Linked DNA regions of Homo sapiens: region 1 is linked to region 2. A link is a loop called in an ENCODE intact Hi-C map of the cell type or tissue named here. Cell type or tissue: heart left ventricle. All regions are shown on one strand. Links, peaks and the distances in the headings refer to the core of each region. The heading gives the core; the rest is flanking DNA. Region 1 overlaps FAM89A (family with sequence similarity 89 member A). Region 2 has its middle 33 kb from the start of FAM89A.

The links. Hi-C counts contacts between places; a loop is a spot of excess contacts. Peaks named below come from ENCODE experiments on the same cell type or tissue, not always from the same donor. Only the 100,000 strongest peaks of a DNase experiment are listed, where the experiment ranks them.
Region 1: it touches region 2 in a loop (2.2-fold over the local background); 4 of 110 quality-filtered maps call a loop at or near these places.

What each region holds. Positions count from the first base shown.
Region 1 is chr1:231,021,647-231,037,536 of GRCh38, reverse strand. All of the region lies in intron 1 of FAM89A (family with sequence similarity 89 member A), which reads left to right. It also overlaps the pseudogene LOC644006. Among named protein-coding and RNA genes, the nearest start is that of MIR1182, 9.7 kb to the right of the region's middle. In heart left ventricle, for the core only: no CTCF peak of the experiment used is centred there; a DNase peak (open chromatin) is centred at 9,344; H3K27ac peaks cover 1,119 bases.
Region 2 is chr1:231,065,434-231,081,323 of GRCh38, reverse strand. No RefSeq gene overlaps it. Among named protein-coding and RNA genes, the nearest start is that of FAM89A, 33 kb to the right of the region's middle. RefSeq lists a cis regulatory region at 15,259-15,729. In heart left ventricle, for the core only: no CTCF peak of the experiment used is centred there; no DNase peak of the experiment used is centred there.

The sequences.
Region 1 (15,890 bases), core at 4,667-12,666, 46 kb after region 2:
GTGTTCATGGGAGAGGTGATGGAGTCCCCAGCAGGGTAGGGGGCTTGCTAATGTGAAACAAGACTCATGTGGGAGACACTTTTCTGAAGCCGAAGCTGGAGGAATTACTGAGTCAAGGAAGATGATGAAAAGGGGATCAAAGATAACTTAAGCTTTTTCATGGAAAATGTAGCCAAGCAAAAAATTAAAAATTACAGTGCCAGCACCTAGAAATAATCACTTTTAGTATTTTGGGATATCTTCTGTTAGGTGCAATGTAAGTGCTTTCTATATAGTATCTTATTTAATGGTATAAATTCTCCATGAGATAGATACTCAAAGTCTGTTTTATATTAAAGAATTGGATGCTGAGAGTTGAACTCCCATAAGGTCACAGACCCTACCAGGTCTCTTTGGCTCCAAAGCCCTATTTAACCATTGCAGTCTGCTGTCTGTGCACATGCATGCACTCTCACACACACACACATACATATATACAACACATTGATCACATATATTTTGGTTTGCTTTTTGGGCTGCACATTGCAATTATTTTCCCAGTCAAGATATATTATAATGACTTCAGTGAGTGTGTAGTATACCACTGTATGGCAGTTAGCAAGGTTTTGAAGCTTAATAATCAATCACTGGTAAAGTGGGGTTCATTATGGCACTTGGGGAGTCAGGAGGAGTAGCTGCTTTAGGGAGGAAGGTAATTTGTCATCGCATCAGCTGAAGAGCATGTTAAACATTTCAGAATGTGGAGCTGGAAGCTGGAAGAGAGGTTTTGGTCTGGAGATAGCCAGTAGAAGAGATGGTTGGAGCTGAGGGAGTAATACCATCTCAATGGGAGGAGAGGCCATTCGGATGCCGAGGGTGGAGGCTGGGAGAGCTGGAGCCCAGGGCTGAGAAGGGTCTGTCTCATGACTGCTGATGCCCTCCTCTGCTTGGAGAGTTGTGGTTTCAGCTCCACGTTTCAACACTTCCTGTTCTAGTAACCCCTGTGAAATTCTGCACTACTCGTAAGTCCTCGTCCCCTCCCCAGAAGGGCCCACTTGGAAAGCTTCAAGGGTCACACAGATAGTTATTGCTCTACAGACCAAAAAAGTCCTTTTGAAAAAGTTGATGATGATGATTTTTACATCAGAGAATATCTTTAGATCACGTTTAAGAGATGATTACTGGGTGTATGTTAGATAGCAAGTACTGTGGATGGTTTAAGGGTGAATAGGAAATATCTAGATGTTAAGGGGCTTATCACACCTGGTAGATGTGGGCATCTTTACAGAAAAAGAATTGCTTTAGTTTAGACTAGTTTTCATTTTTCATGACCAAAGACTCTATATTAGTAATAGAAACTTAGTTTGAACTAGCTTTTTCAAAAGGACAATCTTATAGACTGGATGTATACAGAGACAGGCTAGAACTAGGGCTTATGGGGAATCCAGGAAGTCCACTGAGGTATTCTCTTCCCCTCCTCCTCTGTTTTGTTTTTTCCCTCCATTTTGGAACCTGGCCTCTAACAGTGGCCACCCTCAATTTTGGCCTTGCTGCTTAGTTGCAGTTTGCAAATACTGTGGAAGGATGCCAATTGGCCTAGCTTAGGTGGCCTGGCCAGCCTGGGCCAGCCAACAGTGACAAGGACAAGATTGTATTTTAATAAGATGGTGTGAGCATGTGGATGGAGTCGGACACTGGGGATTCTCTAAAGAAAGGACAGTTTGCAAAAATGGAGCAAGGGGTAAAGTAGTAGACATCTACTGCAGACCCCGTTCTATATAAAAATACTTTGCCCTCAAGGGTCCCACAATTTGAAAGATTTTTTATCTGCTAAGCTGATGGCTAGCTTGGCTAACTAGATCTTGGTTGGCCTTTAAAATATTTGCATGTGGTTGAAGGATGTCCCTGACTGGGTGTCAGCTGGGACCCCTGGCACACACCAGTCCTTGCATAGATTTTTACATAGACTGCCCTTCCCAGCACCCGTGCGAGGTTAGATCATCAACCTTACAGGTAACCAGAAGTCACACTAGAGTGTAGAGACACAAAGACCTTCAGCCCTGGGGGCAGGAGATCTTTGAGGAGCAGCATCCCTGGGGATTCTTGGGTTCAGCTGCTCCCACAGTCAGCAGCAAGGTCTAGTAGCTTTGATTTGGAATCTCTTCGCCTCATTTTTTTCTTTAAACTATCAGTTATTTTGGTCTCCCACCTGTGCAGAGTGGGAAGTCATCCACACAGAACTTTTGAATTCCCAAATTGCAATGTTGTGTAAAGAATTGAACCTAAGGAAAAAAAAAGTTGAATTTGTGAAACTAGTAACAATTAGCCTTCCTACATTTTAGTTGAAACAACTAAATGCCTAATGAGCTTGTCCAGTGAACTGGATTCCAGCTCATTAGCTGGAATAGCTGACACCCCAGTGGAGTACAGTCCTTATCCTTTATGTGAAACCAGTGTCTTACAGAGGAAGTTTTAGTCTTTAAGAGGCTGTGATTGAGTCAGGCTATGAAGTGCCATTTAGAATAAGGGGATTCGCTCCTAGTGCAGCATTCTTGATTGGCGTTGGTCAGAGGAGACTGGGGATGTCTAGCGGCCTTTAATACTGTCTGTTTTCACTAGTCTTTCCACTAGCATAGTCTAGCACAGCGATCCCCAAAGGATGGACCGCCAGCTCCAGAATCTCCTAGGCTGCTTGCCCAAATGCAGATTTTAGGGCCACATTCTGTGCTTCTGGAATCAGTAGCTGGGAGAAGGAATCTGCCTTTTTTTTTTTTTTTTTTTTTTTGAGACAGAGTTTCTATCTTGTTGCCCAGGCTGCAGTGCAGTGGCGCGATCTCGGCTCACTACAACCTCCACCTCCCGGGTTCAAGTGATTCTCCTGCCTCAGCCTCCTGAGTAGCTGGGATTACAGGCATGCGCCACCATGCCCGGCTCTTTTTGTATTTTTAGTAGAGATGGGGTTTCTCCATCTTGGTCAGGCTGGTCTCGAACTTCTGACCTCAGATGATCCGCCCGCTTCAGCCTCCCAGAGTGCTGGGATTACAGGCGTGAGCCACTGTGCTCAGCAGGAATCTGCATTTTTAACAAGCCGTTTAAGACTGGAGAAGCACATGAATCAAGGATCAAAAGCTCGAATTTGGTGTTAATAAACTATGTGATACAGTTCTGACAAGCCACTTCACTCTTTTGGGCTAAAATCTCTTATTGGGAAAATGAGAATTAAATGCCATAAAGGGTCCTTTTGGCCATGGCAGTATTCTTTACCCCTCATGCCTCTATGGTTCTTTCTGATGCCTACAGAAGAAGTTGGCTCTGTCATAACTTTTGGGCACACGTGCGGGGCCTGTCACCAAGCATATTGCTTGGGGTCCCCAAGGACACTTCACAGCTATACCTAGTTGCTGTGAATTCCTTGAATGCAAAGAATGGGAAGCAGAAAAGGAAGAAAGGTACAAGTTTGCTATTCTTGAGCTCAGTTCATCAAAAATTAGGCTGTCTACACCAGTTATTAAGATTTTCAGGCCACTGCTACCCTGTACTTGTCCCATCCCCATCCCAATGTCCACCCTATAAAAGCAAAAACTGAAAAAAGAATATATATTAGTTTGTGTGTATGAAAGCATGCCCATGTCTTTGGTGTGGGGTGGGGGACAGTAAGGGCAGTGTGTGGGTCATTGCCTGGCTTCATTCACTTGATGCTATCTCCAAGTGAGGTTAGAGTTCTTCTCCCGAGATTTGAAGATATAAAGGATTAAAAGTAAAAATACCACTTTAAACTTTGCTCTATTACTGTACCTACCTGCAAAGTACTATAAATTGATATTTTTCCTAACTCATAAATATCTTACAACCCTTCTCCTTTTTTTCCCTTTTGTTTAAAGGTAAGCATCTGTTCAATGTAAATGTAAAGGTGCCCCAATAATTGGCAGTGTGGGCACCTCTTCATTTGCAGATAGCCTCAAGTGAGCAATAGCCCTGGCATTTCTGTACCTTGCAGACAGCGGTGCCTCCCCTGCTCTGGGTCCTGGTCTCACCGACATGGCTGTAGCCCCCTGAGGCCAGGTGGGCAAGGATGTTTAGGGAGGGTTCAAGAAGGGAACCATGCCTGGCTTGCAGTTCACTCCCACCAAGCTGCAGATGGAAGTTTCGCAGTTTCGCTCTGGGAATGCCTGCAGGAACTCCATGGAGACTTTAGACCCCACTTTGAAAAACCAAGCTTTTCATAATGCTGTGGAGGAAACCAGACAGACCACAGACTCCATGCTCAGGAAGCGATCCCCCGAGGCTGGCTGCTCAGATATTTGCCCCCGTTGCCAGTGTCATTCTCCATATGGAGCCCTGGCCTCCTGGCCGCCTTGGCCTTTGCCCACGTGTTCCTAATGTTTGGAAGTGATGATTAGACAGGAGTCATAAAGGCTGCTCACTACTTCCTGTGGCTCGTTCCCCACAGACACTTAACACAGATGGTCACCCTCTCCCAGGAACTCTGGAGACAGAAAAACCTTTAGCCTACTTTAGAAGTCTACAGAAATTCATTAAGACATGTGGCCTTTCCCGTTTTTGTGGGCACTCTCTGTTCACTTCCTTGATTGGCCCCGACAGCCATGAGCTGGCCTAGTTTTGCAGGTGTGCGCTTTCTGAGTCTCAAGGATTCGGGAGGGAGGCACCATCTTTGACCAGTGGAGGGATCTGGGGAGAAGGGAGGGCCTCTGTCCTCTGCCCAGAGCTCCCTAGTCAGCGGGTAATTGTTGGGGAACCCCAGGCCTGTCCCAGCCAGGAGAGCCTAGGCTGAGGAAGAAGGTGACTGAGATGCAGGTGAAAGCGAGTGTATTCTTAGGTGGGTGATTTGGTTAACCTAAATGGATTAATAAAGTTTCTCAGCTTTAATTTCTAATAAGGTAAATATTGACAGGTATAGCTCACATAAACAAAAGCTCTTTGGGACTCTCAATTGCAATTAAAATTGGATATAAAATATCCAAATTAAATGCTGCTAAAAGAGAAGTGGCAAGGTGTTTAACATTCCTTATAACCACGGATGTATACATTAAGACAATAAGGTATCATGTTGTACCTCCAAGACTGACAAAGGTAGAAAAGCATGATCCTGTCACAGTGAGGGTTTGGAGAAGTAAACCTTCTCATGCATTGCTGGGGGTGGGGGGTGGGGGCTGGCGGGGGCGGGGTGGGGTGGGGCGGTGTAAAGTGCTGCAGGGTTTTTTGAGCGCAGTTTGGTAATACCTCTGAAATTGAATATGTGCCTGTCTTTTGACCTTGTAATTGCATTTTTTAAAAACTCTGAAATGGCTTTCTATTAAATAGCAAAGCAGAATTGCAATATAATTTTAAAATATGTTTAAGTTAGGTCACAAAAGGGATGTAAAATGTTTGCAGTATGACTGTTAAATCTTCATACAGCTAAAGCCAATTATTGACTCTTTCTTATACCAATACAGACATAAAATTATTTTGTGATGAAAAGTAGTCCAAATTGAATCACTTTATTGGTAAACGTCTTTCTTCCCATTACATTTTCCCATTGCTTTGGACTTGAGGCCCGGGGTTGGGGAGGATTGGAAAGGCGCCTTGGGCATTCTTCTCTCCTTGTCCTCCTTGTCCCCCACAATTTCATATTCACAAGTGTACCTTACAGAAGCATCCACACAAGTGGATAATGGCACTTATACATGGATGTGTATTGCAGGATTTTTTATAATAGTGATAGAATACTGTACAATTGTTGAAAAGAATATGGTAACTATATATGTATATAGAAAGATGTTCACAGTGTAAAGTTACAAAACAGTACTTACCTAACTTTGTGTATGTGGTAACAGTAGAGAAAAAACAATATGAGTGTGCATAGTGCTTTGAGGAATATATGCTAAACTACTACAAGTGGATATCTGAAGAACCACAGTTTCAAAGTGTGGTCTGGGGACCTCTAGGGGCCCCTGAGATTCTTTCAGAGGGTCCATAATTATATGATGGTGATATTGACAAATGTGACTTTTTGGTTATTATATAAGAAAATGTACCAACATTTGGAAGATCCTGCATAATTTATTGAATCAATTTTCCACTTTTTTCATATGACTGTGCTTGATATTAAAAGATCCATTCAAAGTGCAAGACTGATGGGTTTTAATGTAATAGAGTGTGAACATTTCATTGGTATAGTTCCAAATTCCACACTAAACAGCAGTCAACTAAAGGGCGGTAGCAAAGAGGAATATCCACAATTGTCTGAAAAGGCTATTGAAATACTCCTTCATTTCCCAGTTATACAGCTGTATGAGGCCAGATTTTCTTCATTTACTTCAACCAAAACAGCACGTCACAAAGGACCAAATGCAGAACCAGATAAGCCAGATATTTAAAAAGATTTATGAAAATGTTATTTGTGTTAGCATGTAATAGGTTTATTATTATTATTATTATTATTATTGAGACAGAGTCTCACTCTGTTGCCCAGGCTGGAGTGCAATGGCAAGATCTTGGCTCACTGTGGTCTCTGCCTCCCAGGGTCAGGTGATCCTCCCACCTCAGCCACCCAAGTAGCTGGGGCCACAGGCAAATGCCACCACACCCAGCTGATTTTTATATTTTTTGTGGAGATAGAGTTTTGCCATGTTGTCCAGGCTGGTCTCGAACTCTCAGGCTCAAGTGCTCCACCTGTCTTGTCCTCCCACAGTGCTGGAATTACAGGTGTAAGTCACCTCACCTGGTTGGTGACTTTTAAATTTTCTCAGTTTTAATTTCTAGTAATGTAAATATTGATAGGTATAACCCACATAAACCAAAGCTCTTTGGGACCTTCAATAATTTTTTAGAGTGTTTGGAGACCAAAACATTTGAAGTCTGCTATTTTATAACAGGGAATTAAGGAGAACTGGTTTGTATGATTACGAACCATTTGAATTTATAATACAATTAGAGTGTTTATTTTTATAATCAGAAAAAAAATAAAAGAATGTACAAAGACATTTCTTAAAGAAAATGGTCAATTGCTTTTCTTCATCTATATCCAGGACAGAACAAGAGGAAATGGGCTTAGTTTGTATGAATGTTAGTTTAGGTTAGAGATAAACAAGAATGTCCTTCTGAGAATTGTTAAATTGCAGAACAGTCTCTGTGTCAGTGTGGATGCCCTCACTTGTAAGTTAGCAGAAAATCCAATTCAAACAGCTTTACCTGGTAGAGGAGTTTCCTGGAAAGTATAGAGGTGGGATGTGCTTTGGGTTTAATGGGGGTTAATCTGGGGGCACAGTCATGCAACCCGGTTTATCTTCTGTCTCTGAATCCTGATGGCGCTTTAGAGTCTAGTCCTCAGCTTGGCAGGTCTAAAATATTAACAGGAGATGAAGCTGACCAGATGACACGAATATGTTTCCGCCCATGGGAGGAGAAGGCTACATAGGAGACCAGGTCATCAGAAGCCGTTTAGTGAGCACAGAGCTGGAACCCACCAGGGAGCTGAGAGTCCTTCAAGGGTGTTTCTGTCAAGCTTGGGTAGCTGGGCTCATAGCCCGTCTCCAACTGCATCAACACTGATGAAGTCTCTCTTCGGCTTTTTCTAAACACTATGCAGGGCAGCATCCTTCAGTCAACATATCTTTTATCAGAAATCAGGTTATAATCGATTGGATCTCTGCTTTCTTCAATTACAGTCCAGGCCTGTGGATATAAACTAGACACTGTGATTAGATTTGGGGCATTTACCAAGTCTTTAAAATAAATTTGTGAGCCATCTGTATATACTTACTCATTCATTGTGTTTTTAAAAGATAACTGTGAAAGTTTTCTCATTGTTAATACATTTTCACAATAGAAAACTTAGAAAATTCAGAAAAGCCAGGAATAAAAATGGCCTGTGATCCAAGCAGGTTGCTATACCACTGCTGAGACTGGGGCCTCTCTCTTCATCTTCCCTGTACAGGCAGTGCAGGGTGATTGTCAAAGCACCCATTTCAGAGTCCTGCAGATCTGGTCACCTCCCCACTCTGCCACTGACTAGATGGCCTTAGGCAAGGGCCTTTGTCATTCTTTTTTTTTTTCTTTTTTTTGAGACAGGGTCTTGCTCTGTTGCCCAGATTGGAGTGCAGTGGTGCGATCACAGCGCACTGCAGCCTCAACCTCCTGGGCTCAAGTGAACCTCCCACCTCAGCCTCCCAAGTAGCTGGGACCACAGGCACGTACCACCACACCCAGCCAATTTTTAAAATATTTTTGTAGAAATGAGGGTCTCGTCATCTTGCCCAGGCTGGCCTGGAACTCCTGGGCTCAAGCAGATCCTCCTGCCTCAGCCTCCCAAAGTGCTGGGATTACAGGCGTGAGCCTGTAATCTGCAAATGGCAGTTTTTTAATTTCTAAAAAAATCTTAACATTTTTCATGATGTTTTGGTTTAAATCAACACAAATTTCCTTTTAAAGGTTCCTCTCATCTTTTAAGCCTTGTTTCCTAGTGGTCATATTTCTATTGTCCTTGCTTTAAGTTAGGAAGAACTCTCTCCCCCATGCAGCCTCCAGAGATACTCAGAGACTTTCAGTGACTTAACACCCAGCTGGGAGCCACCGCCCTGTCTGGAGTGTATTTGTATGTGGAGCCTACTGTTTTGAAAATCCCAAGTGAAAGGAAGCAGTTTCAAGGGTGGTTTGGGCTTGTTTGGCCCCATTGTTGGGAATGCTGTGGCTCTCGGGGCCACCTGTGTGTGTTGCGGGAGGGGTGGAGGGGAGCTCTGGGCATGGGAGAAGAGGAGTGAATGATCAGGAAGGAAGCAGGAAGCCTGAGCAGAGAGCGGAAGGACCTGCGCTCGCAGTTTACGGCCATGGAAGCTGCTGATTGTTCTTGAATTTAAAGTGGAGAATAAGGGACCACAAATTGCAGGGTTTGAGCATTCCATGTTTTTCTTAAATGAGCCTGTCTGCATTTTCAAAACGTGTGCTTTCAAAAGAGAGCTGTATTTTCTGAATCCAGCTGTGAATGTGGAGACCAGCCGTCCTCCAAGGGCATGCGAGAACACACCGTTGAGATCCAGGCTGCTTCTGCTCGGAGAGTGGCTTGCTCGGCGGCTCCCCAGCCACTCTTTTTCTGGAAGGGTGAGAAGTTCTTGTTCATGGTGACTTAACCATGTCTTGCAATCAAGTCCTTTTGGATGGTTGCTCTCTCCCCTTCCTGCATCCAAGACCCACATACCTTCAGTGTAGAGAGACTGACCACCAGATCTGCCCTCTAAAGAGCGCTCCTGGAGGAAACTTGGTTGGGTGTCTTTGGCCCTTGATGTGATGGGAGGCACGCGGGGACTCAGTGGTCTGATGCTTCCCACAGGGACACCTTGTGTACAGGGCACTCGGCGGCTGCCCGTTCAGTCTGCACCTCTGTGACTGCCCGAGGGATGCAGCCAGAGGGTCTGTGGGTGCCAGCACCACCCCACTGCCAGGCCACTTCTGCGGCTACGTGTTCTCTGGGAGGGTGAGATCTCTGCAGCCAGGCGTTTTCACTGATTCACCAAATATCTGCCTGTCTGCTCTGAGTTTCTGGGCTGGGTGCTGAGAGATCCAAAAGGGAAATGGTGTTTGCCTTCATGGAGCTTGTCCTGTGTCAGGAGAGAGAAGACCTGTGTGCACACCGATAATATAGAGAGTAGTAAATGTCCTAAGACAGGTGGAGACGCCGAGGGCAAAGGATGAACACTGGCTGAACCAATCACAGTCTGAAGAGTGGAGGGAATCAGGTACAGGGCGGGTGGTCGAGGAGCATTCACAGATGCAGTGGGGATGAGGGTGTCATGGGGGACAGTCGGGGCTGTGCAGGTTGGGAGTCAAGGGCGTAAGCCTGAAGAACAGTCAGACCAGATGGTGGAGTGCTGCCTACGGATCTTCCACCTCCCTCTAGAAAATGTTAAGTGTCGCTGTTTAAACAGCCACAGCTGAGGAAGAGGGGCCCGGGCTAGGAAGTCTGGTTTACTGTGCAGTGACTTACCTTATGTCCTCCGAGCTGATTTAGAGGATTTCTGGTAAATCAGGAAGTTTAGTCTGGTGCCTGAAGACAGTGGCATTGAGAGGCTGGGAGGTGTGTAGGCGTGTGTGTGCGTGTGCATATGTATGTGTGTGCGTCTAATCCTTGTTAAATCCGTCTGAACTTTTGCCATGTGTCGGGTTGTGTAATAGGTGTGTGCGGGGCTGCGCTGTATTCCTAGGCGGTCAGGATTCCTTTCTAGGCCAGTGTTCCACCTGACGACAAGGCAGCTTTGTGAGTCATCTGGGTGCTACAGTGCAGAAGTGTCCAGGGAGAGATCCTCTTTGCTTTCGACTCCCTGCCGGGTGCATCACCTCGGTGGGCCTGGGAATACCTTGGAAATGGCACTGTCAGGAGAAAAGCCTGGAGCCACGTGTCTGGCTGGAATGGGGTCATGGGGAGTCAGAGCCTTTGAAACCTAGAAGCGTTCAGGCTCCTGTGTTTACCTGGGCCGACCTCAAACCATCCCAGGAAGGAGAAAAGCAGACCTGCTCTGATACCAGGGTGCCCACTGCTACTTAGGTGTTTTTCCATTATTCATTCCTGGGGTAAGAAATCGAGTCTTGGGTTTACCCACCCTACTGGTGTCAGAGGGACTCAGCAGGAGAGTAGATCTAGGATTCCAGATGATCTTCTTCCATGGTTTTTGAGCACATACTATGTGACCCCGAGAGAGTGTGGCTTTCTCGATTAAAGTTATTATTTCTTTTATGAAATCCTAGCAAAGATAGGGACGTCAGAGCTGGCCGAGTCAGACTCCTGGGGGCATGTTGATGGCATCCAGATGCAATTCTGCAGAGGAATCCTGGAAAACAGGAGTAAGTCTAGAGGAAAGGCCACGGGTGTTAGTGGACGAGAGGTCATAATGAAAATAGGGGAAGGGCCTGAGATATTTAGCTTGGAGAGAAGAACACAGGTTTGGTTTTTGTTTTAGGGCATGGGGTGGTGGAAAGTAAATGACCTTCAGATTAAAGGGTAGTAGTTAGGAGAGAGTTAAATTAGATCTGTTTGGATGCTCAGCTGTCACACCCAGCATCAAGGGCTCTGTGGGGCCTCCAGGCTGGGAGGCTTTGACTTTGTATAAAATAATCGTATTGGTTTGGAGAGGAGTGCAGTGGTTTGGAAGGTCCTCCTTTTGGGGTTTGAGGTAAGATATCCCAAGTCTTTTCCTATTTGAGAGTTTCCCTTCCTCATGAGGCAGTGTCACTGGCACGTTGTCACCCTGCCTGACTATGCTGGCTGTCTTCTGAGCGAAGGTGACCATCTGGTTCCTTCTCATGTACCACCTCAGTGCTGGATTGGGAGAGGAGCGGGAGGAACACAGTGGGATGGGGCGCTTCTGTTTTCAGAGCCTGGCTGTACCTGCTGCTCCTTCCTGAGGTGAGTCTGCCCACTAGCAGAGTGGAAAAGAAACCATGGAAATACTAACAATGAGAATAGAGGCTATTGATTTTTTTTTTTTTTTTTTAGGAGCTGAGCAATTTATCCACAGTTTCTCAGCTGGTGAGTGGCGGAGCCAAGATCTGAACCCAGGCAGGGAGGTAGGCAGGTTCCAGAGCCTGCACTTTTAATTCTGTGCTCTTCTGCTTGGCTGGCCTGAAATTCCAGGCTTACAGGATAATAAATATAAGTGGCCCAGGAAAATCAGAAAGATATTTGTGTCAAGATCACTGGTTCTTTGCTGGAACTGAGCATCAGCATCATCTGGGTACTTTTTGTATTATTTATTTATTTTTTCAATAGAAAATTCCTAAACTGACTGACTTTTCTTTCCCTCCTTCTCTCCCTTCCTTCCTTTCTTCCTTCTTTCTTTCCCTGTCTCTCCTTTTTTTAATAGAAAATTCCCAAACTATGGATAATTTTTAAAACACAAATGCCAGATATGCTGTTTCCCTCCCTCTTGACAGACACACATCCTTTCGAACTCTAATCAAGAAAAAGAGCAAGCAGTGGTGTCTGCCTTAGGGTGTGGTGGCCTGGGCATCTCTTAAGTTGCCCATTGCTTGCCTATTCAAGGTATGCTTTTGAGATGCCATTGAATAAAGTTTGCTCCTGAGTACAGTACTGGAAACTGTCTGTCTTTCGCTTGCAGTTCATTTAGGACAGAGAAGCAACAGTTTATATAGGGTCACAAAGTGTTTGAGCTAACCATAGATGAGCGAGCCCAAATCCCCCATTTTATAGGCTGGCAGAGGGTCGGGACCTCAACCAAGCCACAGAGGACGGCAAAGCTGGGCCTGGAGACCACGCTCCCGACCTGCAGCTGAGGTCTCTTCCTAAGAAAGTTTAGAAATTCTGGTGTCAAGGGTAGTTGTGGTGGCCGGGCACGGTGGCTCACGCCTGTAATCCCAGCACTCTGGGAGGCCGAGGCGGGTGGATCACAAGGTCAGAAGATCAAGACCATCCTGGCTAACACGGTGAAACCCCGTCTCTACTAAAAATACAAAAAATTAGCCGGACGTAGTGGCGAGCGCCTGTAGTCCCAGCTACTCGGGAGGCTGAGGCAGGAGAATGGGGTGAACCCAGGAGGCAGAGCTTGCAGTGAGCCGAGATTACACCACTACACTCCAGCCTGGGCAACAGAGCAAGACTCTGTCTCAAAAAAAAAAAAAAAAAAAAAAAAAAGAGTAGTTGTGGTAGCAACAGAACCCACCTCTCTATCTGGAAGTCTTCTTGAGTGTCTTAGCAAAAGATGCTCTGTAGGCTGGGCACAGTGGCTCACACCTGTAATACCAGCACTTTGGGAGGCCAAGGCAAATCACTTGAGCCCAGGAGTTTGAGACCAGCCTGGGCAAGATGGCAAGGCCCCATCTCTACAAAGAATTTCTTTAAAAAATTAGCCAGGCATGGTGGTATGCACCTGTAGTCCCAGCAGCATGGGAGGTTGAGGCAGGAGGATCCCTTGAGCCCAGGAGCTTGAGGTGGCAGTGAGCTATGATCATACCACCACACTCCTGCCTGGGTGACAAAGCAAGACTCCATCTCTAAATGTGTGTGTGTGTGTGTGTGTGTGTGTGTGCATGCAATGTAATAAAACATAGTTCTGATTTTTATGGTCTATTCAGGCCATAGTAGAGAGACAGCCAGTGTTCACTTGGCAATTTAGAAAAGTTGGAGGGTATGAAGAGTAAACCTGGAATTTAACACCCAATCTATTTACAAGATGATCACTTTTTACCAGGCCTCAGCTTCCTTTTGTGAAAGCCATACTATCTTATGTGGAAAATCTTATTGCTAGGTAAACGAGTCATTTCGGTAATTATAAAATCTGTAAATCCTCTGACACTTTCTGTGTGCTTTTCTACATGCGCGTACCCATGCATCTTTTTTTTTTTTTGGTTCAAATTAATGGTTTTATTTCCATCTTTAACACTAGCAGAGGAGTCCAAAGCAGACTGATATCCATGGATGTAGTTTAAATGTAACAAAGAAAGAGTTGAACTATGTACATTGAAAAAAGGAAAGACATTTTTTCATACCAACCTTTCCCTAGTTTGCAGTTTCTGAATAGTAGAAACAAAACACATTTTTAAATCTTTTTATCAATTTAATTTAGGACGAAGTACACAACTTTTATAATTAACCACTGAAGTTGTCTTCAAGGATAAAACTTAAAGAAATTTTAAAATGGGTGTTACCATATTTTATTAGTGGACTGACTCCAAGGTTGCCTTGCTCCAAGTCTGGGCATTGTGACATTCCCGTGATGCCCAGAAGAAAGTTAATGGCAATGATGTCCAGTCAGGGGGCAGACACGCTACACATCACAATGATGGGAGCTGAGGATTCTGCCCTCTTCAACTCCAAGTAGAAAATTATTATTTTCATTCAAACTAACTGGAAGTGAGCCAAACAGTTAAAAAGTCAGAATGAAGAATAAAACAATTTTCTTTTCACATAGAGGAGGGACACTCCTTCAGCCCCGTCTAAAGTGAATTCTGTGCTGAGTCCCTTCTCCTTCAGAAGGGTAAACTGAAGGTCAGTTATTGCTAACAAAGCCAGAAGTGGCCCCTTTCCCACCCTGAAGATGTTTCACACGAAAAGGCTGTTTGTTTTGCTTGAAGCCCTCTGAGGAAGGAGGGCAGCGGAAGAGGAGGCATGCCGGCACTGTAAGGCCTCTCTCGTTAGCCACCGCCAGGCCCTGTGCTGTCAGGGGCAGCTTGGGCCACTTTGCTGCCCCTGAGCGAACCTGAGGCTCCCACCTACCTGTGGAGTGAAGGAGAGGTTGTCCTCTGGGCCCCTGTTTCACCAGTCATAACCTATGGAGCAGTCAAAGGCCCAAAGCATCCAAGCCCAGTGGGCTTCTGAAATAAACGGCACGGGGTTGGGAAGGATGAGAAAGCCAAGTCAGGTGGGCCAGGTTCTCCGAACATGGGGCAACAGTGACCTGGGCAAAAGGCTGGAACTGAGCGGCTGATAAGGCCACAATTACTGCCACCACCTCTCAGTATCTACACGGGGGGCAGATGTTAGGCAGTGGGAACTGAGGACTGGAGGGCGTGTGGCAAACACCGGATGGATTTTATCAGAAAAGAGAGGACACCCAAACATGTGCCTGTCCTATTTATCTTGCATGTCCTGTGCCAGGTGAAGGACGCTGGAGCATGGGTAAGGTTCCTGAGAACAACTGGTGGGCAGAAATGGGCTGGGATGGGCACTGCTCCACAGGCAACATTAAGCCTCTGAGGGGGACACTAATAGTGCTACATCTGGTGGGCTGCTGAAAAGTAGGTAACGAATGGCCTTTATTGCACTTTTTCATTCTTAGGAAACGGGATTGCCCTGCAGAGCTTCTCTTGATTTGCAGAAATCACTGCAGATCAATGATAAGGTGCAGGCAGAATCACGGGTGACCTCTGACTCTCAAGGGAAGAAGTCCAGTGATTGGTCTTTTCAGGGCCTCAAGGGGCCACTCTTGCACCTGGGATCCTCGAGCTGGGTGAACCGGGTCTGGCTTGGTCAATGTGTGGCAGGCAGATTGGTCGACCGGCAGACACTTGGGACAAAAGGTGGTGTGCCCGGGAAAGCTGGGGCAAACTTTCCAAACGGAAAATTTCTTGGCAAATGTGCAGGTTCTGCAACCAGACTGGAACCACGATTCCCAGTGTGCCTGACTCCCTTTCTCTCACTCTAGAACTGGACCACCCCAGAGGAACAGAGATGGCCTGGGAGGGCCCTGGGTCCAGCGCCATAGCATCAAACTGGAGATAACAAAAGGAAGGGGTTGGAAACAAAAGAGCAGTTTACATATCAGACGTGGGTTTCAAAACAGTCTTTTTGAGCTCAGGAAAATGGAGGCAGATACCACTGGAGAACCTGATTGTCCATCCGTCTCTCCTGGGCGTCTCTGAATACTTCATATATGAATGGAGTGGTACTGTTTGTGGTTGATCTTTTTCCTACAAGTTGGGCAAGTATTAGCGTTCTTCAGGGAATCACGGAGGCACTGGCTACAGAAGACATGGCCACATTCTGTGGAAACGATGAGACGTCTATTCTGCACGATCTCTGAATATCTGTCCATGCAGATAGGACAACCGACAGTACCCGAGGGCCTGAGGCCTATAGCGCCCTCATCCCTGGTGTTTCTGGAAGTGTGGGTAGTCACATACACGTCTCTGTCCCTGGACAACAACTCATCGTCACTGCTCACCATGCAGCTGTCAGCATGGTCCTGGGGCAGCCTCCTAGCATTCCTCCTTGGTCTTCTTCTTTTGTCAACAATCACAACAGAGTCATTGTGAGTCAGATCAACCACCACAGGCTCTAAAGATTCACAAGTGAGGTCAACAATTTCATCTCCAGCAGTTTCCACGAGTTCTATGGGTTCTGCTTCCAAGGAAATCTCAGGGGTGGAGGTTGCTTCCCGTGTTCGCTTCTGGGCTTGTCTAGA
Region 2 (15,890 bases), core at 2,709-10,708:
CGAGGACTTTGTGAAGCATACACAAGCTTCAATAGTCAATTCGATCAGATGGAAGAAAGGATATCAGTGTCTGAAGATCAAATTAATGAAATAAAGCGAGAAGACAAGATTAGAGAAAAAAGAGTGAAAAGAAATGAACGAAGCCTCCAAGAAATATGGGACTATGTGAAAAGACAAAATCTACGTTTGACTGGTGTACCTGAAAGTGACGGGGAGAATGGAACCAAGTTAGAAAACACTCTTCAGGATATTATCCAGGAGAACTTCCCCAACCTAGCAAGGCGGGCCAACATTCAAATTCAGGAAATACAGAGAACATCACAAAGATACTCCTCGAGAAGAGCAACCCCAAGACACATAATTGTCAGATTCACCAAGGTTGAAATCAAGGAAAAAATGTTAAGGGCAGCCAGAGAGAAACGTCGGGTTACCCACAAAGGGAAGCCCATCAGACTAACAGCCAATCTCTCTGCAGAAACCCTACAAGCCAGAAGAGAGTGGGGGCCAATATTCAACATACCTAAAGAAAAGAATTTTCAACCCAGAATTTCATATCCAGCCAAACTAAGCTTCATAAGTGAAGGAGAAATAAAATCCTTTACAGACAAGCAAGTGCTGAGAGATTTTGTCACCACCAGGCCTGCTTTACAAGAGTTCCTGAAGGAAGCACTGAACATGGATAGGAACAACTGGTACCAGTCACTGCAAAAACATGCCAAATGGTAAAGACCATCGACACTATGAAGAAACTGCGTCAATTAACTGGCAAAATAACCAGCTAGCATCATAATGGCAGGATCAAATTCACACATAACTATATTAACCTTAAATGTAAATGGGCTAAATGCCCCAATTAAAAGATACAGACTGGCAAATTGGAGTCAAGACCCATCGGTGTGCTGTATTCAGGAGACCCATCTCACATGCAAAGACACACATACGCTCAAAGTAAAGGGATGGAGGAAGATCTACCAGGCAAATGGAAAGCAAAAAAAAAAAAGCAGGGGTTGCAATCCTCGTCTCTGATAAAACAGACTTTAAACCAACAAAGATCAAAAGAGACAAAGAAGGCCATTACATAATGGTAAAGGGATCAATTCAACAGGAAGAGCTAACTATCCTAAATATATATGCACCCAATACAGGAGCACCCAGATTCATAAAGCAAGTCCTTAGAGACCTACAAAGAGACTTAGACTCCCACACAATAATAATGGGAGTCTTTAACACCCCACTGTCAATATTAGACAGATCAATGAGACAGAAAGTTAACAAGGTTATCCATGACTTGAACTCAGCTCTGCACCAAGCAGACCTAATAGACATCTACAGAACTCTCCACCCCAAATCAACAGAATATACATTCTTCTCAGCACCACATCACACTTATTCCAAAATTGACCACATAGTTGGAAGTAAAACACTCCTCAGCAAATATAAAAGAACAGAAATCACAACAAACTGTCTCTCAGACCACAGTGCAGTCAAATTAGAACTCAGGATTAAGAATCTCACTCAAAACCACACAACTACATGGAAACTGAACAACCTGCTCCTGAATGACTACTGGGTAAATAACGAAATGAAGGCAGAAATAAAGATACTCTTTGAAACCAATGAGAACAAAGACACACTGTACCAGAATCTCTGGGACACATTTAAAGCAGTGTGTAGAGGGAAATTTATAGCACTAAATGCCCACAAGAGAAAGCAGGAGAGATCTAAAATCGACACCTTAACAACACAATTAAAAGAACTAGAGTGGCAAATCTAATCACACCACTGCCCTGGTTAGAACCCTCAGTGACTTCCCAGTTAATTCTATAACCCGGTTACAGTGTGGAGACTGAAATGAAATTGGAGTAAGAGTAAATGTGAATAAATCAGGTCTCAGAGAGTCGGAGTGATCCAGGCCCTGTTGGCTAGAGGCTGGGACTAAGGTAGTGACGGTAGGTGGAGACAAAGGAAGATTTAATCGAACCAGCAGGGTTTGGGGACAGACACAGGGAGTGAGAATGCTGAAATATTTTTTTAAAAAGAAAAATAAAGATAACTCCTTGGTTCCAGGGCTGCACACCTCCACTGATAATGCTGCTATTTACTGAGTTAAGAACAATAGAGGAGGATTGGGTTTGGGACCTGAGGTGCCTTTATACACCCAGGTAGCGATATCTAGTAGCCAGTGGGGTTAATGAATCTGGAGCTCAGAAGACATGTGTGAGTGGAAGACAGAGGCTACGGAGCATTCTATGTGACAGTAACTGAAGCTGTGGGCATGGTGAGAAAGACCAGTGAGCGAGAACAGAGTAGAAGGAGGCTCAGGACCAAGACTTAAGGAACTCCAAAATTTCATGCTGAATATAGAACACTGAGGCAAGAAGGTGAAGGTGTAATCACAGAAATAGGAGAAAATCCTTAGAGTAGGATGTCTGTTTCCACTCCAGGAGAAGGACATATTTAAAGAAGGAGGAGGAGGTCGGGCCAGGTGCAGTGGCTCACGCCTATAATCCCGGCACTTTGGAGGACGGAGGAGGGTGGATCACCTGAGGTCAGGAGTTTGAGACCAGCCTGACCAACATGCAGAAGCCCCATCTCTACTAAAAACAGAAAATCAGCTGTGCGTGGTGGTGCGTGCCTGTAGTCCCAGCTACTTGGGAGGCTGAGGCAGGAGAATTGCTTGAACCCGGGAGGCAGAGGTTGCGGTGAGCCAATATCGCACCATTGCACTCCAGCCTGGGCCACAAGAGCGAAACTCCATCTCAAAAAAAAAAAAAAAAAAAAAAAAAAAGAAGGAGGAGGTCATTGCTGAAGGTCAACCAAGATAAGCACTAAATATCCCTTTTGGGGGTGGCGTAATGGAGTTCATTGGCAGCCTTAGGACACCCCATGTTATAATGTGATGGGCTAGAGGCCAGGTTGGAATGAGGGAGGACCCTGTGAGAAGTGAGATATAGGAACATCGTGTGTACGCAGAGCTTCTAAGACATGTGACTGGAAAGAGAAGAGAAAATAGAGAATAGGGCAGTAGCTGGAAGGGAAAGTGAAGTGGAAGAAAGATGTAGTTTTTAGATGGGAAAAGTTTGAGGACGTTTCAGGACAATGGAAGGGATCCAAAAGAAAGGAGAAACATAAGACACATGAGAGATAAGATTAAAGTTATATTGTAAGTTTTTCCAGAGAGTGGGGAAAGAGGGACCCAGGGACCCCAGCTACAGAATGTCCTTCTAGGATAAAAGAAGCTTGCAGGGACTCACCTATCGTGTTTCTTGGAATCTGTCAAAATGTAGATTGGGTAAAAATGGTATTAGTTCAGGACTGACACTAAATTCATAGAGTTTGACTTTATATTCAGTCCCACTTCAGGGAGTCAAACATAGAAAATGGTAAAATTAATCATAGTACACGTATAACTAAATGTAACAGCCATTGAAAAAGATGTTCTAAAGAATATAATGTTAAGTCCAGATAAAAACCAAATATACAGTATAATCCTTACTTTATATTAAAAATATAAGTTTTTATAAATACTGTATGTGTACATTGTGTGCATATATATGTGTGTGTATCACGCATGCTCACAAATTCATGGTTCTAGTACTCCACTAGCTTCTACAGCCTCCTGATGCGGCCCGTTGTCAATCAAAGTCAATGCTCTTCATTCCTCCTTATCCTCCTGCCTTGCTGGGATGCACACAAAAGAATTCGTTCACACTAAGGTGGGGAGAATTAATGCAAATGACAATGGCATTTATCGATTCCAGTTAATCCTCCTACAGCCATATACTGTTCATTTCTACATATACAAGTGATGAAATCCTAAATTGAATCCAATAGGGAAGACTCAGGGTCCCTACACCTTCGGTTTCCTTGGTGGTGTCTCCCTCAGCCAAGATCCACTCCTCTCCTGCCCATCTCATGGCTCAGCCTCCATGGGGGCCTGGATCTCAGCCACAGAGATTCCGACCTGGTGGGGGATCTTCTCAGGGTGAGGCCTAGACATCAGGGGTTTAAGGCTTCTAAGGGGGCTCTGGAGTGCAGCCAAGATTGAGAGCACTGCTTTGGTCTTCCAGGTAAGTTGCAGTCACATAAACACACAGATGTGACTTCTCCAGGAGTTTATGATACGGTGCCAATGACAATGGTGCACCGTCCCCCTGCAATTCCCACATTCCTCCCGACCTTGACTTGCCACTACTCTGAAGCCCTAAACTCCACCATTGTCCTCTGTGTTCATTTGCTAGGGCTGCCATAACAAAGTTTCACATGCTAGGTAGCTTCAACAACAGAAATTTATACTCACAGTTCCAGAGGCTGGAAGTCCAAGAACAAGGCGTCAGCAGGGGTGGTTTCTCCTGAGGCCTCTCTGCTTGGCTTGCAGATGGCTGCCTTCTCCCCGTATCCTCATGGTCTTCCCTCCATGTGTTTCTGTGTCATCTCCTCTTCTTGTAAGGACAGCAGTCATATTAGATTAGGACCCACCCTGATGACCTCCTTTTTCCTTAATTACCTCTTCAAAGACCCTATCTCCAAATACAGTGGCATGCTGAGGTACTAGAGGTTAGGACTTCAACATGTGGATTTAGGAGGGTCACAGTTCAGCCCATAGCACTACACTACACCACGTGGTGCTATGTGTTCACATCTTGTCTCCCTCACTAAGCTAGACTGTGGAGTCCTCAAGGGCAGAAGCACATTAGCTCTTCTTCATATCTCCATTATCCAGCAGGGTAGTGCAGCCTCACACTATCCGAGTGGATAATTGGGAAGCACTGTGGAAGTGCCTGCCTGCTGGAGAAGGAGGCATGGTTTGCATGGGGGGTTTCTGTTGGTCTCTGGAGACCTCGCTAATGAGAGAAGGAACTGGCTTTAGTAGCTCCTGTGGCATTGCTTTACCCTTGAGTTTGCTGAAGTTTTAGAGGGATGTTAGAAAAGCAAACATTCAGAGAGAGTCTGAGTTTTAAAAATCCTGTTTATTTACAGTGATTCGCATAAAATAGTCTTTTAAAAGGGACAGCTGTTTCCTCTTCTTCAAAATGTTTATTGGGGACATAATGAATCACAGAAATGGACTCTGATCGTATCATCCCGAAAGGATGATGTATAACATCTGATGAGAAGAAGGCTTTTTGTCATTGATTAGGGGGCAGGATAAAGTCCCAAGGCATTTCCTTCCACTCAAATTGCACTTCTACCCTTTGGAGAATTGTAAACCATTCTGAGGTCCCAGGATAGCAAGAGGCCCTGCAATGGGATACAGGTTTCTCAGGTTATATCCCAGTTTTGACTCTTGTTTGGCTTTTCATTTCAGATCATTGAATGCCAAAGCTGGAAACCCAGATTCCTCATTGCTAAGGAATCAGGGGGTCCCAGGGTGGGTGAGTGTTTGCAAACAGGGCGATCATCTGGGATCCCGATTCTCAGTCTGAGATTCTTTTTACTGTCTTCTAGTTCCCCCACCACACAGTCCTCAGTCATTGCATTAAAACCTTTCTGGAACAGCTTGGAAGTTGTGTAAGTAAAAATTCAGGCATCTAATAGACAGACATGGTAGTTAAGATATTCCTAGCCTGTTGAGGATTAGTCCTCTGGGTAAGGCCAACCTGAGTTACATGAGTGAGGGAAGTGTCCTTCGGACGACGGAAAACTGGCAACGCTGAGTTACGTTATTTAAAGAGAAAGTACAAGCATCTGTGGCCTTGCCTTCATCTGATAACATCTTTGTCCTGAAATCATTTTTAGGAGCAGCTACAGTTAATCTACCTATCACGGAACATAAGACACACCTAAATGTCTGGCTCATTTCCAGGTTCAGAAAAGCTTTAAGGAAGCTTAAGGAAGATCTCTCCTGGCTTCGCCTGGAAAAAATACAATTAAACCTCCTTAGCCTTACTCTCTCTCGAGTGGGTTTACAGGCAGATGAACTTGAACGACCCTGAGGAGCACTTTTCTGATGTCTCAGCCCTGAAGGCGTCAAATCCTAACCTGGGTTGAGAGAATCGCGTGTGGAACAGCATTGAGATTCCATGCTGTGTTCTTCAAAGGTTCTGCGGGCACTGCCTGTGTACTGACACTGTGTACAGACACTGTGCTCCGACACTGTGCTGGGTGTGCTGGTGAATGGCAGGTGCAGGTGCTGTTTTCCCAGACCTCAGAGACCAGGGCACAGGTGAGTATGGCCCCCTCCACAACCCAAACAGTCTGTGTAGGCCTGGGCTGCCTCTTGGTCATATTTACCCAGCACAGCTCAAAATAACCCAGTGCCAAAGCATTTGCTTGTGAGAGATGATAGTCCCCTATTGAAAAATCACTCAGGGCCCTGTCTTAGTCCATTCAGGCTGCTATAACAGAATAGCATTGACTGGGTGGCTTATAAACAACAAGAATTTATTTCTCACTGTTCTGGAGGCTGAGAATTCCAAGATCGAGATGCCAGCAGACTCAGTGTCTGGTGGGGGCCTGTTCCTGATGGATGGTCCCCTCTTGCTATGTCCTCACGTGGTAGAAGTTGAGAGAGAGCTCTCCAAGTTCTCTTAATAAAGGCACTGGCCAGGCGCGGTGGCTCACACCTGTAATCCCAGCACTTTGGGAGGCCGAGGTGGGCAGATCACGAGGTCAGGAGTTCGAGACCAGCCTGGCCAATATGGTGAAACCCCATCTCTACTAAAAATACAAAAAATTAGCCAGGTGTGGTGGCGGGTGCCTGTAATTCCAGCTACTCTGGAGGCTGAGACAGGAGAATCACTTGAACCTGGGAGGCGGAAGATGCAGTGAGCTGAGATCGCACCATTGCATTCCAGCCTGGACAACAAGAGTGAAACTCCATCTCAAAAAAGTAAATAAATAAAAATAAATAAAGACGCTGATCCCATTCCTGAAGGCTCCACCCTTATGATCTAGGCACCTCCCAAATGCCCCACCTCCTAATATCATCACCTTGGGGGTTAGCATTTCAGCATATGAATTTGGAGGGATGTAAACATTTGGACTATAGCTGGTCTAGACTGTGATTTTTCTGGCCCACAGTTCAGAATGAATGATCTCTGACCTATCTGCCAAAGAGCAAGGCTGCTCAACACGCTCTCCAACTTCCTACAAAGCTTTAGTCATCACTATTGTTAACTGAAAAATGCACAAATCTGTATGTTTGGAAAGGAGACTTTATTTCTTATAAAGCGTTACAGCCTGCAAGGTGGCCATCCTGCAAAGACCAGAGATAGGCACTTTGAAGGAGGAGGGCTTGGACAGGAATGTAAGCTGAATAGGGTTGGCCAAACATACCTATTCAACATGTTATAAGAGGAGCTATGAATATTCATGAAGGTGGTCCTGAGGCATGTGTATTGAACAAACATGCATGTTACATGGAACCCATGTTCACCTTAGGGTGGAGTCTTAACATTGAAATGTGTTACAATGAGGCCCTATATGTCAAAAGGTCTTTTCAGGACAGGAAGGCACTGAAGTGTGCAGCCTCTAAAAACTGGCCAGGACCAGTGTGTGGTCAGGGGTCTTCTTATCTGGAGAAAATCGTTGAAATCAGTCTCTTGTCCAATGAAAGCTGTAGTTATGGCTGGTGGAACAGGGGTTCCGTTCCACCAGTCCGCTCATCACAGCATCTATGAGCTGGATTAGCTACCAATTGTTTATTTCGAGACCAGTGCTTGTTTGGCTGCTATAGAAAAAGAAAAGCCTTGTGGCAGTTAGAACACAGTTGATTCATTAAGTGTAGGGATTCATTAAGTGTAGGGATGCAGGCCCTTGCCTGGCCTGGCCTTCTGTCCTGTTGATAATTTGTTATCTTATTATCACAGAGAGTCAGTTTTGTCATGTCTACTTTAACATGAATGCTGGTCAGTTGCTGTGTCTAAACCCTAAAAGGGAGGAGGTATAATGAGGCGTGTCTGACCTCTTGTCTCATCATGGCTGGAAACTCAGTTTTTAAGGTTTTTTTCTGGGGTCTCCTTGGCCCAGAGGGAATCCATTCAGTCAGTGGAGGACTTAGGATTTTATTTTTTGTTTACGCTACCATTGGGGTTTCTAAACAAACCTGAATGGACCATCAAGAGTGCCCGGGGGAGTCTACGAATTGGGGGCACCTAGAATGGATTCGCAGGACAATTCCTCCCATTCCCAGAAGGATCCAGAAACACCATCCTCCCATTTCCTGCCCAATGATTGGACTTCTGTACAGAAATTCAACGACTCTTGTAAAGCTTGATTTATGAGTCCAGGGAAAGGAGGTTAGAATGCAACAAAGAGAGTACTGGTAATGCTGGGTCTTCATCATTTCATTAAAGTGATTATAATTTTATTAAAATTATTATTTCATTAAAATGAGACAGATTCTGCTGGGAGCCTTACAAGCTTGGCTCCCCAGTCTCTTGCTTGTCTCTAGGACAGGATGTGACCTGGAAGCAGTCCATCCCATCGCAGGCTTACAGTGCACACACTTAATACACACTCTTGTTGCCCTCTGGCATTCTTGTGACAGCTGGCTCAGTCTCAACAGCGTTTGGGTCCTTCTTGCCCTCTGTGGGGTGTTGGTATACCTTCAGGGCAGCCAGAGGCACACTTTTGCCTTTTGTACTGATTAAAACACCTTTCCAGAAATGGTAACAGTGAGAAAATTATAGCAGTGGAAGAGATCTGACGTAACTAACTCCATCTTGCCTTTAACCTCCAAACTGCCATTGGTCATTGTTGGGCATGGGCTGAACTAACTTGGGAGAAATTTAGTTTAGAGTATAAATGATAACCCTCCTTAAAACTAAACTGCCTTTATAAAGTAAATAAAAGGTCATAAGTTTAAGAGGATGAGGGGGGCCTGAATTCTGCTAAGATGCCGGCATATACAGTTACCAGCCATTATTCCAGAGGTCACAAGATTTGCAATTTCCCCAATTACTCCTGTAATTAATATCACTATTGTAGAATCTAAGATTGACCTTTTAAGATGTCTCTTCAGACTTTTGCATTTCTGACGACCAGATGACTCCACTCGGACTAGCAGCTCCTCTGTGGCCCTCCACCCAGAAGCAGACTCAGCGCATGAGGACCGTTTTCCACACCCCTGTGATTGCATCCCCAACCGATCAGCCGCACCCATTTCCTGCCCACCAAACTATCCTTGAAAAACCCTAGCCTCTGAAGTTTCCAAGTGGCTGATTTGAGTCATAATAAAACTCTGGTCTCCCATTTAGCCAGCTCTATGTGAATTAAACTCTTTCTCTGTTGCAATTCCCCCATCTTGATAAATCAGCTCTATTATCTGGGCAATGGATAGGATGAACCCACTGGGTAGTTACAGTGACACTTTTTTTTTTTTTTTAAGATGGAGTTTCACTCTCGTCGCCCAGATTGGAGTGCAATGGGCACGGTCTCGGCTTACTGCAACCTCCACCTCCTGGGTTCAAGTGATTCTCCTGTCTCAGCCTCCTGAGTAGCTGGGATTACAGGCACCCGACACCAGGCCTGGCTAATTTTTGTATTTTTAGTAGAGATGGGGTTTCACCATGTTGGTCAGGCTGGTCTCGAACTCCTGACCTCAGGTGATTCACCCACCTTTGCCTCCCAAAGTGGTGGGATTACAGGCTTGAGCCACTGCGCTCGGCCTACAGTGACACTTTCTGCAGTAAGCAGCGACTTAACATATTTTCCTTCTCCACTGTCTGTTTCATCTCCCCTCACCATCTTCTCTGTGCTGCCAACCTGTTCCCATTTTCCTGTCCTGCATTAGCAAGGATTCACAAGTGTTGACACATGGCATGGGGTGGAATTAGGATGCCGTCTGTGTAGACAGAGTAGGAATGGCAGAAGTCACCAGTTCTTTGCATCCAGCACCAGTGGTTCCCTGAGGTAAGGCCGAGAAGAGCTGAGAGAGAACTGAGTTGCCTGTCTGATGGATCCCATGCTCCTAACCCACTGGGAAAGCAGCACATTTGGCAGCTGTCTTGGCACATCTGGAGGGGGATGGAGGAGTGAACAGGTGGCTGATTTGTGACTGCTTTTTTCTACTCATGGTAATTTCCAGGATGTTTGTAATGGGCATTTGTTGGTTTTGACACCCAGCTTCTCGCCCCTGCGAGGCATGTGCACATTTGCTGTTTCCTGGCAGCCCCTCTGGTATGTGCTGTCTCAGTAAGAATCTAGAGGCAGGTGCCCTTCTCCCGCCACGGAGGCTGACAGCCCAGCAGGCTGCCTGGTGGGCCCTCCTCTCCCCTCCACAGCATAGACTCCTGAGAGGGGTGATGTGCTGATGGAGACAGTCTGAGTTCTTCACGTCCAGCAGCAGAGAGAGACGAGCAAGCCCTCCTGCCAAGACCTTCGAGGATGCTTGATTCCACACCTGCTTCCTCAGCCTCTCCTGTGATCTCATCAGATCTGCTGTTGTATTTTAAGAGATATATTTGGTCTTTGTTCACAGTTCCTGGCACAGAACGCCAAAAACTCTTGGAATTTCCTGAGTGATAAGAATGCCTTTTGTTATTCATAAGGAGCTCCCCTTTTTAATTGATAATAATTGTACATATTTATGGGGTACAGGAGATATTTTCATACATGTATAGAATGTGTAATGATCAAAGCGGGGTAATTAGCATATCCATCCCCTCAAATGTTTATCATTTATTTGTGTTGGGAACATTCCCAATGTTCTCTTCCAGCTACCTGAAGTATTTAATAAATTATTGTTAGCTATAGTCATGCTACAGTATGCTATTGAACACTAGAAGTATTCCTTCTATCAAACTGTGATTTTGTATCCATTAACCACCAACGTCTCTTCATCCCCCTTCCACCTACCCTTCCCAGCCTCTGGTAACCATCATTCTACTCTCCACCTACATTGGATCAACTTTTTCAGGTCCCACATATGAGTGAGAACTTGCAATATTTGTCTTTCTGTGTCTAGCTCATTTCACTTAACATAATGACATCCAGTTTCTTCCATGTTGCTGCAGATGACAGAGTTTCATTCTTTTTTTTTTTTTTGAGAGAGAGTCTCGCTCTGTCACCCAGGCTGGAGTGCAGTGGCATGACCTTGGCTCACTGCAAGCTCTACCTTCTAGGTTCATGCCATTCTCCTGCCTCAGTCTCCCGAGTAGCTGGGACTACAGGTGCCCACCACCACACCTGGCTAATTTTTTGTATTTTGTTTAGTAGAGATGGGGTTTCACTGCGTTAGCCAGGATTGTCTTGATCTCCTGATCTCGTGATCTGCCCGCCTCGGCCTCCCAAAGTGCTGGGATTACAGGCATGAGCCACCGCACCTGGCTGACAGACTTTCATTCTTTTTTATTGCTAAATAATATTCCATTGTGTATATACACCGCATTTTCATTACCCATTCATCCACCGATGGACACTGCGGTTGCTTTCATATCCTGGCTGTTGTGAGTAGCTCTGCAATAAACATGGTTTGCAGATATCTTTTAGACACACTGAGTTCCTTTCTTTTGGGTATGTACCCAAGGGGGCTGCTAGATCACATGGTGAATCTATTTTTCGTTTTTCTGAGGAACCTCTCCTCACTGTTTTCCTCAGTGGCTGTGCTGGTTTACAACAAAGAGTACCTTTGATCATGCCGGAGTTTATGCGAATGCGGTGACTAGGGTGGGGCCCCTAGATACCCTCAGAGTGGGCTGGTTTACCAAAAAATCAAGTGATTAGAGGGTCAGCACTTTTGGCCCCACTCACTGGCCCCAGGAAGCGGAGGAGCTGGAGATTAAGCACCATTTTAAACTCTTGAATAAGATTTGATGAGCTGCTGTGCTGATTAACATATCAAGGTGTCGGGAGGGAGCAAGGTGCAGCTGGAGAGGCCATGGAAGCTCTGCGTGCACCCTCCACACCTTGCCTGATGCATCTCTTCCATCTGGCTGTTCCTGAGTTGTATGCTTTTTTTTTTTTTTTTTGAGACAAGGTCTTGCTTTGTCACCGAGGCTAGAGTGCAATGGGCCTGATCTCAGCTCGCTGCAACCTCCGCCTCCCAGGTTCAAGCGATTCTCCTGCCTCAGCCTCCTGAATAGCTGGGATTACAGGCACGTGCCACCATGCCTGGCTAATTTTTTTTTGTATTTTTAGTGGAGACGAGGTTTCACCTTGTTGGCCAGGCTGGTCACGAACTCCTGACCTCAGGTGATCCACCCACCTCGGTCTCCCAAAGTGCAGGGATTAAAGGTGTGAGCCACTGTGCCCGGCTGTATGCTTTTTTTAAACAAACAAACAAACAAACAAACAAACAAACAAAAAACAAAAAAACAGTAGTACTAAGAGTTTCTGAGTTACACGAGGTATTCTAACAAATCATTGAACTCAAGGAGAGTGTCATGGAAACCCCTGATTTATAGCTGGTAGGTCAGAAGCTCAGGAGGCCTGGGATTTGCAGCTGGCTTTGTCTGAGGTGGGGAGGTGTCTTGCGGCACTGAGCCCCTAAGCCGTGAGGTCTGTGCTAACTCTGGGTAGTTTGTGTGAAAATGAAATTGAATTGTAGAACACCCAACTAGTGTCCAGAAAAATCAGAAAATTGGTTGTTGGTTTTGGAAAACACCCCAGCCCTACACACTTCCAATAAATCCTCTTTGCTTATTTGCCTGAGTTGGTTTCTATAGCTTTCAGCCAAAGAACCTTAACTAATAAGCTTTTATTGAAATAAAATCCTACCCAGAAACCCAATAAATGCAGAAAGTAGAAGAAATTGTGTCTGCTCTGTTGAAGCAGACGGAGGGCGTCAGTGCAGAGCTCTGCTATGCCACATCCTCACTTCCTCTGCCTGGGTGCCCTGGAGGGGCTCCTGAGAGCATCGGGGGCTTCTGTGAACACAGTGTAAAAAGGACTGCAGGCCAGGCGCAGTGGCTCACAGTTGTAATCACAGCACTTTGGGAGGCCAAGGTGGGCGGATCATGAGGTCAGGAGATTGAGACCATCCTGGCTAACACGGTGAAACCCCGTCTCTACTAAAAATACAAAAAAAAAAAAAAAAAAAAAAAATAGCCGAGCATGGTGGCACACGCCTGTAATCCCAGCTACTTGGGAGGCTGAGGCAGGAGAATCGCATGAACCCAGGCAGTGGAGGTTGCAGTGAGCTGAGATTGCGCCACTGCACTCCAGCCTAGGTGACAGAGTGAGACTCCATCTCAAAACAAACAAACAAGCAACAACAACAACACAAAAAATGACTGCAGTAGGAAACGACACCTCCATCATGGGGATTTGGGGCTCCCAACTAATCAGTGTGCTACCTCCTGTCTAGACCCTAATCCACAGAGAGCACACAGAAGGATACAAATGAGGGCTATAACATCAGGGTTTGCAAAGCAGAGGTCTTTCTGGGGCCTTCAAATTTTGTCCTGCCCCTACCAGCCCACCCCAGTGATGAAAGACCGCAACAGTCAGCTTGCAAGCCCTGAACCTCCTCTGGTTTAGTTCAACAGTAAGTCAGATGAAAGTGTCAACTAAAAATAAAATTCTAAGCCTTGGCCCCGAGCAGTGGCTCACACCTGTAATCCTAGCACTTTGGGAGGTGGAGATGTGCGGATCACCTGAGCTCAGGAGTTTGAGACCAGCCTGGACAACATGGAAAAACCCTGTCTCTACAAAAATTACAAAAATTAGCTGGGCATGGTAGCATGCACCTATAGTTCCAGCTACTCAGGGGGCTGAGGCAGGAGAATCTCTTGAACCCAGAAGATAGAGTTTGCAGTGAGCTGCGATCATGCCACTGCACCCCAGTCTGAGTGACAGAACAAGACCCTGTCTCAAAAAAAAAAAAAAAAAAAATTCTAAGCCCCCCACCTAACTGAATGGACCTTTGCTTGGCCATGGGAAGCCCAGAGTAACCTTGAAAACTGAGTTCTCAGCTGTGATGGGATAGCAGATCAGACACACATTGCTATACCCTCTCCCTCAATAACTGCAATGAAGCTTTTTTCCCTGAGGGCTGAACAGAAACCAGCCCTTTCAAAAGACTCTACCACTGAGATCAACCAGCTGCTGGACACTGCTTCTCCTCTTTTGCCTGATAAGAGATCACCTACCATGGATTGGCTCTGGCCAGTTTTCGGAGAATGCACAGTACAGGTTTTCATGCCCTCTGCTTCACCTTTTGATGTCAGAGGACTGAAAGCTGCCCCTTCGGATCATGCTAATGTTGCCTTTTTATGCATGGGACCCATAAAGGGGCATGGAGCTCAACTGTGTAGTGTACACTGCTCTTTTTATGAATATTCACGTCTCCTCCTTTAGCTTATTAAATATGTATGTTAGGCCACCCTGCCCAGCTTAGATTCCTGTTCCCTTTGCCCTTCCCTTGAAGTGTTTGTTTCTGGCTTCTGACTGGAGGCTACGCTTCCCAGCCTGTCAGAATGGCCACCTTGCAGTCTGCAACCCTTTATGAGAAACGAAGCTCTCCTTTCCAAACATAGGAACCTAGTTATTCTTCGGTTGACATGAGACACATGCAAAGACTATGTTCTCTCTCTTGGTGTAACCTCTGTGATTAGGATGCTGCTGCCATCAAGAGTCCCAGCTTCTGTGCCAGATGGAGGAATCATATTTGACCTTAGGCCCCTCCAAATTTACCTGAGCAAGTACCTACTAGACATTCTGGTATTCTCCCTTGAAAGCCCTCCTGCTGCTGCTCTCTAGCCCTAGGGGTGTATGTTTTGAGTGGACAAACAGTTGCTTGTGTCAGCTGTATGTGTCAGGTGGACTTGCAAAGCTCTGGTATCTATAGTGATAGGGAAGGTGTAGGGGTCTCCCTGGGCCTTGTTCCCCGAGAGTGGCTGTGGCCTTTGATCCACAGTCAGGCTCTCCAGTCTTCACCAGCATTCTCAGTACTCACAGCACCTACTTAGGTTCAGATGCATTGATGTGTGTGGAGGGTGGGGTTGTCATCAGCAAACTGAGTTCTTTCCCAATTTCCCATCAGTTGCAAAGAAAGGACATCTAATTGGAAAAGGCAATTGGGTTTTATTTATCGGCCAGAGAAAGGAGAAGGGAAGCTCTCATTCCAAAGGCATCCTTTCCCTGAGCAACAGGAGGCAGGGTTTTTAAGGACTGGGTGTGGAGTGGGAGAGGTATGTTAACATGTGCAGGGTGAGACTCCAGACACATGGGCATGCTTCCTAAACATGCTTCTTCATACATTGCATGTACACCAAATAGTGGTGATCTTCTCTTAGGGGAGGGGGTTTTAGCATTATAACGCTATGTTAATCAACTAAAGACAAGAGGGGTTGCCTGTTGTAATTTGCACCGGTTTCTCCTGGATCTTATCTTCCTCTGGTGTTTGGTTAAGGGTCAAGAAGTGCTGGCAGCATCCTAGGCCATCTGGTTTCTTTAAGCAATTGTGTCTATAGATAAAGGCACTAAAGAAAAACAGTAGGGAAACGGAACTTTCCCAGTTATTTCATCAGAGCTACCCTGGTAACAGGATGGTGGGTGTGAAGAGTTACGTTTACCCCTATACGATAGTGTGGCTTTCACTTTGGGATGAGATGTCTGCAGTCTCACTGTCAGCCAGTGGTTGGAGGAGAGTTCAAACCAAGATGGGTATGATTGTAAGGAGTTGCTTTTCAAGCTGGTCCCTCCACGTCCACGCCCATCCCAGCACCTCCCGGAAAAAACAGTTCCTCTAGAAGAACTGATAACAACCAACTGCCCCTCAGACCCCAGCTGTTTTCTTTGTTCTTAGGCACAACAGTTGACCCACACCCTTTCCTCTTGGGTCCGCTCACCATAGTTGTAGGATTTTCTTCTGTTTCACCTTTGCACGCCTATTCTTCAGGGAGCTAGGGGCGGGCAATCCCTGGGGCTTTTTCTTTTCTTTTTTTTTTTTTTTTAGACAGAGTCTTGCTCTGTCACCCAGGCTGGAGTGCAGTAGCGCAATCTCA